Regions from separate parts of the Homo sapiens genome. Here region 1 is linked to region 2. Evidence: read pairs that join two places in POLR2A ChIA-PET (ENCODE). Cell type or tissue: MCF 10A. All regions are shown on one strand. Links, peaks and the distances in the headings refer to the core of each region. The heading gives the core; the rest is flanking DNA.

The links. Peaks named below come from ENCODE experiments on the same cell type or tissue, not always from the same donor. Only the 100,000 strongest peaks of a DNase experiment are listed, where the experiment ranks them.
Region 1: POLR2A ChIA-PET joins it to region 2 with 6 read pairs; 10 of 35 experiments call an interaction of 5 or more read pairs at or near these places.

Annotation. Positions count from the first base shown.
Region 1 is chr20:53,608,770-53,614,151 of GRCh38, reverse strand. All of the region lies in intron 1 of LOC105372672 (a long non-coding RNA gene), which reads right to left. Among named protein-coding and RNA genes, the nearest start is that of ZNF217, 18 kb to the right of the region's middle. RefSeq lists enhancers at 3,333-3,382, 5,323-5,382. In MCF 10A, for the core only: no CTCF peak of the experiment used is centred there; a DNase peak (open chromatin) is centred at 2,431.
Region 2 is chr20:53,771,458-53,776,839 of GRCh38, reverse strand. No RefSeq gene overlaps it. Among named protein-coding and RNA genes, the nearest start is that of BCAS1-AS1, 140 kb to the left of the region's middle. RefSeq lists an enhancer at 1,553-2,752. In MCF 10A, for the core only: no CTCF peak of the experiment used is centred there; DNase peaks (open chromatin) are centred at 2,019 and 2,899.

The DNA.
Region 1 (5,382 bases), core at 211-5,210, 160 kb after region 2:
ATCTTGAGACTTATAATAAGTCTGAGAATGGATTATAGATACTCCACCCTAATAATGCTATAAATACTTCTGGTGGTGGTTTCTAGGCTTGATCAGCTTAATGATTCATTTTACTTGCAATGATCTTTTTCAGTTGTTTGCCTGTGTGTGCTTTAAAAAGGACAAAAATAAGTTTGGAGGAAAAAAAATTTAATTGCTTTCAAATGTTCCAATAAATTCAAACCCATATACTCTTGCTCAAGAATTTCCTTGCTAGGTTATTACATACTTTGCCAAATCTCTCTAGCTTTCTCCTGTTTTCTTAATCTTAGGAACTATGGAAGATTGTAAGTGTTGCTGGCTGGTCAGAAAATGTAAATGTTTTCAAACAACTTAAACATTTACATGTCATGAGAGATTTTTAAAAAATCAGATATCCACTCATAAAAACAGCTACAGGTTTAAGAATCAGCAAAAAACCATCTTAGGCCCCAGAAGAGAAAGAGTATATATATTTTTCACATTCTTATTTAAATAACCATCTGTTATCTGCAAATGTAGTTCCTACTGAGAACATCCCAATAAAAGGCCGGTCTGTGACTAAGGAAATACTCCAACTAACGATCCACTGATAGGCAAAGAAATATCAACAAGGCCAGGAGGCCTCATCGGTCGCTATCTAACAGACCTGGTAACAGCAGCAGTACCAGCTAGATGGCAAAGGAGCAGTGGTTGTGCCCAAACCATTACAAGTTTGCTAGGATTATTTCAGTCCATCTAGCAACTCACTCCAGGTGGGCAGCATTTAGGCTGGATTCTATGCAAACAGAACACAACAGAATACACTGGCAATGAGGGGTGCCCTTGTGTTCCAGATAATAGAAGCTTTGAATTCTTATACCCTAAAATTTTAGTGTTTCTGTAATGGATCTACAGTGTTTTGCTGTATAACTTGAAAACTAAGACAGACATAAAATCTTTAAAAGCTTAGAAAGGGAAAAAGGAAAAAAGTCTAGAAATTTTTTTTTTTTTTTTTTGAGTCTTGCTCTGTCACCCAGGCTGAAGTGCAATGGCGCCATCTCGGCTCACTGCAACCTCCACCTCCTGGGTTCAAGCGAGTCTCCTGCCTCAGCCTGCCGAGTAGCTGGAATTACATACAGGCGCCTGCCACCATGACCGGCTAATTTTTCATTTTTAGTAGAGATGGGGTTTCACCATGTTGGCCAGGCTGGTCTCGAACTCCTTACCTCAGGCGATCCACCCGCCTCGGCCTCCCAAAGTGCTGAGATTACAGGCATGAGCCACCGCGCCCGGCTACATTTCTTTAAAATTTCTCAAGTTAAAAGTAAATAACTGTTAGAATGGTTACATCCAATATTTACAAGCAGAATGTGTTTCCTGAGAATTTGCCCTTTCATTTAAGGTTGCAGTAGTGCTGCCACCATGTTTTCACACGTGATCAAATGTATCCCATTGGAAAACCGTGTAATCTTGTTCGGAAATCTTCCTCAGGCTTTGGCATCCTGTGGGTGTTCTGCCAGAGAACTTTAATCCAAATCATAAACTTAAGTCATAGGTACTAAAAAAGAAACTTCTGGTCTAGGACTTTGAATCTTTTGACTGTTAATAATCAAGAAAGCTGTATTTTCTTTCGTTTAAAAAATAGAGACGACTGGTGGTGGTGGGGGCTGCGGGTGTGTGTGTGGCTCACGCCTGTAATCCCAGCAATTTGGGAGTTTTACGTGGGCAGATCACTTGAGGTCAGGAGTTTGAGAACAGCCTGGCTAACATGGTGAAACCTCATCTCTACTAAAAATACAAAAATTAGCCGAGCATGGTGGTGCATGCCTGTAGTCCCAGCTACTCGGGAGGCTGAGACATGAGAATTGCTTGAACCCGGGACAGGGAGACTGCAGTGAGCCGAGATCATGCCACTGCACTGTAGCCTGGGTGACAGAGTGAGATTCTGTCTTAAAAAAAAAAAAAAAAAGAAAGATTAAAAATAGAGATGGGGGGGTCTCACTATGTTGTTCAGGCTGGTCTCAAACTCCTGGGCTCAAGTGATCCTCCCACCTTGGCCTCCCAAAGTAGAAGCTGTATTTTCAAGTTGGTCAAGTGTTCACCTACTCTGCCTCCAACTGTGATTTCAGTATATACAGGCATCCATAAAGTCTAGAAACAAAGAATCTACGTCATTACAAACATCTTCAATTTGTAAAAATTAGAATACATATAATAGGATAGAGTATAATAGAATAAAGTAGGATAAAACAAAACAAAGTAAAATGAAATAAATTAAACAACACTGTGTCTCCAGACTTTATGAAAATCTTTTTCGTGGACTTGAGGATGTACCGAGCCAGTGGAGTGGCTGGATGAAATGGGAACTCCACCGCAGGAAGTGGTGCTTTTCTCATGCTGCTAATTAAGGAATGTGGAACCCTTCTTTCTGAGTCAGCTTGGCGGTATGTAGAATTCTGTCCTGCTCGGTGCTTACGTGATTATTGCATGAAACTTTAGAAATAAACCAGAGTATCTTGCCACTTAACACTTAAGAGGCCAGAGGTGGTGTGTGTGTGTGTGTGTGTGTTTTTAAATGGTTCCTAATCTTTAAAATGGTTAGTTGCAGCTGGCCTTTTATCAGCTGATCATATTTACAGCAGTCTCAGATGGCACGGTGCCGTCCCAAAAGATTTGGACCATTTAGAAGCTCACATTTTAAGGTACACAGGCTTATCATAGCATTCTGAGGATTCACTAGAATTACATGGCAAGAAAAACTTTTCTGTGGAACTGTTTACTATTCTTATTTTAAATTACTTTTTGGTAAAATAAATGTTAATTTATTTCAAAGGTAATATAAGTAGATTATGAAAAATAATTAGAGAAAAATAGAAAGTAGAAAAAGGGTCATACATATGCCATTATTGAAAAACAAACATTAAAAAAATTTTTAAATATAACCCATCATAGGATTAAGGGTAAAAAAAGAAAAAAAGAAACAATTTTAATAAAAATTTTGAAATGTATGCGAAAGTAGAGAGAATAATAAAAATAGTGTAATGAGTAACCCCCATATCTGATGCCCAGTTCTAGTTTCTTTTTCTTTTTCTTTTTTTTTTTTTTGAGATGGAGTCTCGCTCTGTCGCCCAGGCTGGAGTGCAGTGGCACGATCTCAGCTCACTGCAATCTCTGCCTCCCGGGTTCACACCATTCTCCTGCCTCAGCCTCCTAAATAGCTGGGACTACAGGCACCCACCACCACGCCCGGCTAATTTTTTGTATTTTTAGTAGAGACGGGGTTTCACCGTGTTAGCCAGGATGGTCTTGATCTCCTGGCCTCATGATCTACCTGCCTCGGCCTCCCAAAGTGCTGGGATTACAGGCGTGAACCACGGTGCCTGGGCAAGTTCTAGTTTCAAGATGTTAACCACCTTTGGTTCAATTCTCTTGTTTTTTTATTTACTAAAGTATTATAAATTCTCCTATGTCATGTCATTCTTCTATATCCTTCAGTATACATCTTTAAATATATATATAATGCATATTCTGTAATAATCCGTGCCATTATTACAGCTAATGAAATAAAATTTTTTTGTTTTCATATAATATTCAGTCTGTACTAAAATTTTTCTGATAAAATCAATTTAAATATTTTTATGTATATTACATCCTTTTTTCGTTACTAATAGAAAAAATTAGAGTTCATTAAAAATACAACTTTGCATCTCGGTTTTTTCATTTGCTATTATAAATATTTCCCAATGGCCTATTTTTCAAAGCTTTCTAATTCTAAAATGGCTGTATGTAATCGTGTGGGGATACATAACTTGGATGACTAACCACTCCTTTATTTGTGTCCCTCCACACATGCATGGAGAGTGAACGTGTATTGCTCTCCCCCTCGTAGTAAATCTTGTTACCACGAAGATCTTTGTTCCTAACACCTTTTCCTACATTAGGGCTGTTTCCTTAGGATTGATTCCAGGAGTGTTATTGCTGCATCCAAATGTATGAACATTTGTAAGGCCCTTGACTTGTCTCATTGAGTTGTTTACAAAAGGACTGTACCAATTTACACTTCCACTTACAAAGGATGAGAGAGCCTCTATTAAAATGTTTAAAGGCCGGGCTTTTCAGAGCTCTTATAAATCATTGGCTATAAGAGGCTGACTTAGGTTTGTCATATGGTCATAGTCATCTCAAAATAAATAAATACGCATTTTCTATAGCTATAAAAACATGGCATGCGCAGACTGCCAAACAACCACAAAGTAACTTTGATTAAAGGAGGAAACTGGTCTACTTGTTGAAAATGTGGTAATGAGATAGTTTCCACCCAGCCGGGAAGCGTGGCCCGGAGGGGGAGGGGAGCCTGCATTTCTTCATGCCTCTACCCATCCTGAAGAAGGTAGAAAGGAACAGGTCAGCGTTCTCTTCCTTTACTTTGTAATTTTTTTTTAAGCTGAATATTTAATTTGTTTCCATATGCCTGAGTTGATGATGCCAAAATACGGTTGAAAACTAGCAGAAAACTTCTCGTGGCAAGGGTTTCCTGTAAACAAACCCCATAGTACTGGGTAAGAGAGGATTAGGGCAGAGCCATTTTAGCTGCGACTCCCAATTCTATTTTGTTTCCTTGGGGACATGCTGTTTTTATTTGTGGGCTTCAAATAAAACTGCTGCAGAAACTGTTTATTTCTGTTCAGAGCATTCTTATTTTCTTTAAGGAATATATCAGTTACAAATCTTTGTAGAAAGTTCAGCTGTATTGGTTTGGAGAAGTTTATGTGTCAGTTTTTTTTTTGAGTCAAGAAGAAAGGAAAAACTCAACTACTGTTATGTTTATATGAGGACAAAAAAAAAAAAAGGAAGTTGATAAGAAAATACTTAGCATGACAGTCTTTAAAATCCAGCATCTGAATTTTTAATTCCTCACTCCCCTCCTTTTTTAAGAAACAGTACAGGAAAGATGGTCTTATTATCCTTGTTCGCATTTCACTGTTTTCACCCCACTCAACCAGGACGAAGTCATTCCTCAAAGCAAGTAGGAACAAAACATAATCTCTTAAGATATTTTTAAGAGGACATGCTGACTTGGTCTTTGTAAAAAAAAAAAAGTCAACAAAATGTGCTAACCACATTAAAAAAAAAGTTGTTAAAGGAGCCAAAGGGATTAGCCCTCATTGAAGGGCTGTATGAGAACAGGAAGCCTTCCGGGGCGAATCCTGGCTAACGTCATTTTGGCGGACGTTTATTGCGTATCGCCATGTGCCAGGCACCGTTTTAAGGCTTCATGGTGATGAGGGCATTTAACCCTCGGGACACGCCCATTCTGCAGGTGAGGCTGGGAAGAAGGTGAGGCCAAGGCCCGGCTCTCCCAGCGGCTGAGGGCGGCGGCAG
Region 2 (5,382 bases), core at 111-5,110:
ACACCTGGCTAACTTTTTGTATTAAAAAAAATACAAAAACTAGAGACGGGGTATTTCCATGTTGCCCAGGCTGGTCTTGAACTCCTGGGCTCAAGCAATCTGGCCACCTCAGCCTCCCAGAGTGTGGAAATTACAGGCATGAGCCACCGTGGCGGCCTCTGAATTTGTTTTAAGCCACTAAGTTTGTGGCAATCTCTTACAGTAGCAATAGGAAACTAATAGAGTAGCTTATTTCATCCTCAACCATTCTATGAGGTATGCCGTATTCTCCCCATCTTGCACAAGAAAAAGGCTCAGTAAAAGTTAAGACCACTGTCCAAGGTCCCAGCTAGAAAGTGGTGGTGGTGCTTAAAATTAATCCCAAGTTTTTCTGAAGTTCAAGCCCAAGCTTTCATTATGCCTCCCAGTTATCTAGGGTTATTTCACTTCCACCTGTGTGCTCCCAGGAAATAGCCTTACTTCTCTTTTGTTTTTTGTTTTTTTTTCTGAGACAGAGTCTCGCTCTGTCACCCAGGCTGGAGTGCAGTGGTGGCTCCATCTCGGCTCATTGCAACCTCTGCCTCCCGGGTTCAAGCAATTCTCCTGCCTCAGCCTGCCACCACTTCTGGCTAATTTTTGTATTTTTAGTAGAGACAGGGTTTCACTATATAGGCCAGGCTGATCTCGAACTCCTGACCTTGTGATTTGCCTGCCTCGGCCTCCCAAAGTGCTGGGATTACAGGCGTGAGCCACCTCGCCCGGCCATAGCCTTAACTTCTTGAAGTAACTCTCTCAAGCGGCTGAACAGATTCACCGTGTCTTCCATCTACTGAGCTACTCTCTACTGTGCTCTGATATAGCTACGACACTTTTGGTTGTACATGAAGAAACCTAGTTGAACTAGCAGAAGTAAAAAGGGAGAATTTATAACAAGAACAAAAAGATATCTCATGAAGCCCAAGTCCAGGAAGGTGATTAGGCCTTAGGAAGGACTGAAACCAGGAGATGGGAAGCTAAAAAGAACCTGACCAGGCTGGGCATGGTGGCTGAATGCCTGTAATCCCAGTGTTTTGGGAGGCTGAGGCAGGAGGCCAGGGATTCAAGATCAGCGTTAGCAACATAGAAAGTTCCTATATCTACAACAAAATAAGTAAATGAACAAAATAAAATAATCCAACCAGCAAGACCTTCTGTTTTTCTTCTTTTTTTTTTTTTCCTTTGAGATGGAGTCTTGCTCTGTCACCCAGGCTGGAGTGCAATGTGCAATCTCAGCTCACTGCAACCTCCGCCTCCCGGATTCAAGCGATTCTCCTGCCTCAGCCTCCCAAGTAGCTGGAATTACAGGCATGCGCCACCACATCCGGCTAATTTTTGTATTTTTAATAGAGACGGTGTTTCAACCTGTTGGCCAGGCTGGTCTCAAACTCCTGACCTCAGGTGATCTGCCCGCCTCAACCTCCCAAAGTGCTGGGATTACAGGTGTGAGCCACCATGCCCGGCCTGGCCTTCTGCTTTTCCATTCCTGCTTCTCTGCATCTTGGCCTCATTCTTTTCACTGTAGATTGACTTTCTCTGTCGGTGCATTGTCATGGTGGAAAATGTCTACCTTTGTGCTCAGATTTATACCTTACAGATCCAACTATTCAAAGAGGCCGACTGACAGTCCTCAAGGCAACTTCCATGTTCCCTGGGGTAGAGAACTCGATTGTTTTGGTTTCCAGCAGGCATTCATCTCTTGTTGGATCAGCTATCAACAGGGTTATGAAGAACAAATATGGCTTCCAGGGACTCCCCTTAGCTGAGACAGTGGACTCAGGGCAGGGATACAAGAAACACTGAGCCGAGCTGATATCGCAAAAGATAAGTACCTCACATTTATTTTCTCCAAGTTTTGCCAAAAAGCAATAGAGATAATAAGGCACCTTCTTCCACACGGAAGACCTTCAGTGGTTTCCCAAAGCTTTCTTCCCTTGTGGTCATCTCTTTTCCTGGGAAACTCCCTAAATCCTTCAGCCATTCCTCATTATGACATAGTTCCCAGATCACTCATCAACTCGCCTCTTCCCCTACCGCCCCCTCAACCTATGAAACTTTGGCAGGATCCTCATTAAAAATTGTACTTTGTTTCCATAACGAACCTCCATTCTGCAAACATGGGTTGCCTAGCTCATTCAAATTGTTTTCTTTCTTTATTGTCCTTGGAGCCCACAAGGCATATCCTGACTCCATTAATGCAGCCTAAGATTCTTTGCTTGTCGGCAGCTGTATGCATCTGGCTCAAATTGAACTTGTGGCCAACGAGAAGCCCCAGAACTACTTCCCAGGAACTGCTGTCTGGCCAAGTCTCCCCATTCCCAGAAGTGAATAATTGATGCCAGAATCCACATCAATCCCTGGTAAATGCTCTCTTATTTCTTCCAATCCTTCATTTGAAGCTATGGAGACCATTGTGAATCTTGATCCTGTAATACCAATATTTTGTCTCCTAGAAATTGCATCTGAAAACCTTAATTCTTTAGTCCTGAATCAAAATGATATCCAGGATAGATCAAAGACAGGGTCCCAGGGCACACCCCTGGAGACCTTCTAGGTTTCCATGACTCTATTAATCAACATCAAATAACTGAAAATGTACTGCCAGTATTTTATGAACCTTTCATTCCTGGAACAGGAAAGGTGGCTGCCCAAATTCCTCAAATATTTTAGATGTTTAATTTTTATAAGGACAGAGAACATCTAGTATGATTATAATCTAGGGCATTAAGACTATGGGAAGCCTCTGAAAATCTTCTTTAATTTGGATGAATCATAATAACTGTCACTGAGTAAGCACTTACTAGGATTACTGAATTTACTTCTCACATCAACCCAGAGGAATTCATATTTCCATTTTATAAGTGTGTAACCAAGGTTACACAGAAGTCAGTTGGTGGAGCTGGAATTTGAACACAGGCTGTTGATTCATAGCCTAAATGTTTAAGCCTTACACCACGGGTGGATTTTTTTTTTTTTCTGTAAAGGATCAGACAGTAAATATTTTAGTCATTGGAGCCCATCCAGTCTCTGCCATTGTAGAGTAAAAGCAATCAGAGACAATATATAAATGAGTGTAGCTGTGTTCAAATTAAAAATCTTATTTATAAAAACAGGCAGTGTGACAGGTTTGGCCCCCAGACTGGAGTTTGCTAGGCCATCTTAGAATGTTCTTGCTTCCCCATCTGCATAGCAAAATCCTACTCAAATATGCAGCTCAAACATGATCTTTAAGTTACAAAACTAGGCAGCAACCTGGATTGACCTGTGGGCTGACCTCTGCCCTACACCAGCATGCCTCCCGACTTTGGATCTCACTGAAGAACTGTGAGGCTAAATGGAAATCCGAATCAGAGCCAGCAAGACTGACACCTTTCCCTTTTTTTTTTTTTTTTTTTGAGACGGAGTCTCCCACTATTGCCAGGCTGGAGTACAATGGTGTGATCTCGGCTCACTGCAACCTCTACCTCCCAGGTTCAAGCAATTCTCCTGCCTCAGCCTCCTGAGTAGCTGAGACAACAGGTGCACGCCACCAGGTCCAGTTAGTTTTTGTATTTTTAGTAGAGATGGGGTTTCACCATGTTGGCCAGGATGGTCGCGATCTCTTGACCTCATGATCCGCTCGCCTTGGCCTCCCAAAGTGCTGGGATTATAGGCATGAGCCACTGCACCTGGCCAACACCTTTTAAAATACATAAAGATTCACTCATTCTCTTTTTTTTTTCGTTTTTTTGTTTGTTTGTTTGTTTGGTTGTTTTTTCAGACAGAGTCTCACTCTGTCACCCAGTCTGAAGGGCAGTGGTACAATCTCAGCTCACTGCAGCCTCCGCCTCCCAAGTTCAAGTGATTCTCATGCCTCAGCCTCCCGGGTAGCTGGGATTACAGGCGTGTGACACCATGCCTGGCTAATTTTTGTAGTTTGGGTAGAGAAGGGGTTTTACCATGTTAGCCAGGCTGGTCTCAAACTCCTGATCTCGCACCCGCCGTGGCCTCCCAGAGTGCTGGGATAACAGGCGTGAGCCACCGCGCCCAGCCCAATCATTTTCTATTTAATACTTCCCTGAACAGTAGTGATTCCCTGTGAGGCTGTTTTGCTACCTTTTCCAAAAACTCCCCAAAATAAATTAATAAATTTATAACAATCCAACACATGCACACGCACACACACACCTGTGCTCTGAGTCCTGGCATATGTTTTCAGGCACCAAGAGCTTCCTAGCAGCCATGCATTTGTGTCCTGTAGCAGAAGTTTGTTCCCAAAGTGCTGGAAGTATCAGTTTGTGATTTGCCAGGATGAAAAAGGCAGTACGGAGGTGTCTTACTGGATGTTAGGATGCAAGCATTCAAGGATATGGTCCAGGAATCAGAGAGTAAAGATTAATTCAGGCTTAATGGAGGAGGTTGTAACCAATCCTGCAACCAGAAAAGAAGTCACACACAATTGTGAAGAGTAAGTGAAAGATACCAGGACCAGGCTGAGCGCTGAGGCTCACGCCTGTCATCCCAGGACTTTGGGAGGCTGAGGCGGGCAGATCACCTGAGGTCAGGAGTTAGAGACCAGCCTGGCCAACATGGCAAAACCCCGTCTCTACTAAAAATACAAAAAAATTAGCCGGGCGTGGTGGCAGTCGCCTGCAGTCCCAGCTACTCGGGAGGCTAAGGCAGGAGAATCACTTGAAGCCTGGAGGCGGAGGCTGCAGTGTGCTGAGATCACGCCATTGCACACTCCAGCCTGGGCAACAGAGCAGGACTCCGTATCAAAAAAAAAAAAAAAAAAAGATATGAGGACCAAAGCCCCATTATGAACTCGAGCAACTTGAAAAGAACAAAACAGGCATTTAATGCTGGTCCAGAGAAGACTACTGTTTCTAGAGACACTAATTTTCTTGTTAATGGGAAATGCAAACATTTGCAATTCACTGTGCACTTTGCAGGAAGACTATAATAGGCCAGCTTGTATGAATTTAACCTATATGTTTCAGTGTCAACAGTTTCCAGGCAAGCTGTGCGGGGATGGTTTAAAATTTTAAAATAGAGAAAATATAAACAGTAACAATTGAATGTTTTTAAAGACACAAGAAGGAAGCATAGGTCATAATAACAGAAGCCCTGGGCATCTTTTAGCATGATTTTTTGTATTTTTAATGCTAAAAAAGATTTATTTGTTGCCGAATAGCTTTAACAGAAGTGCTATGGCAGAGTGGTTAAGAAAACAGGAGCTAAAATTAGACAGATATTGCCGAGCACAGTAGCTCACACCTGTAATTCCAGCACTTTGGGAGGCTGAGGCGGGTGGATCACCTGAGGTCAGGAGTTCGAGACCAGCCTGGCCAACATGGTGAAATCCTGTCTCTATTAAAAATTCCAAAA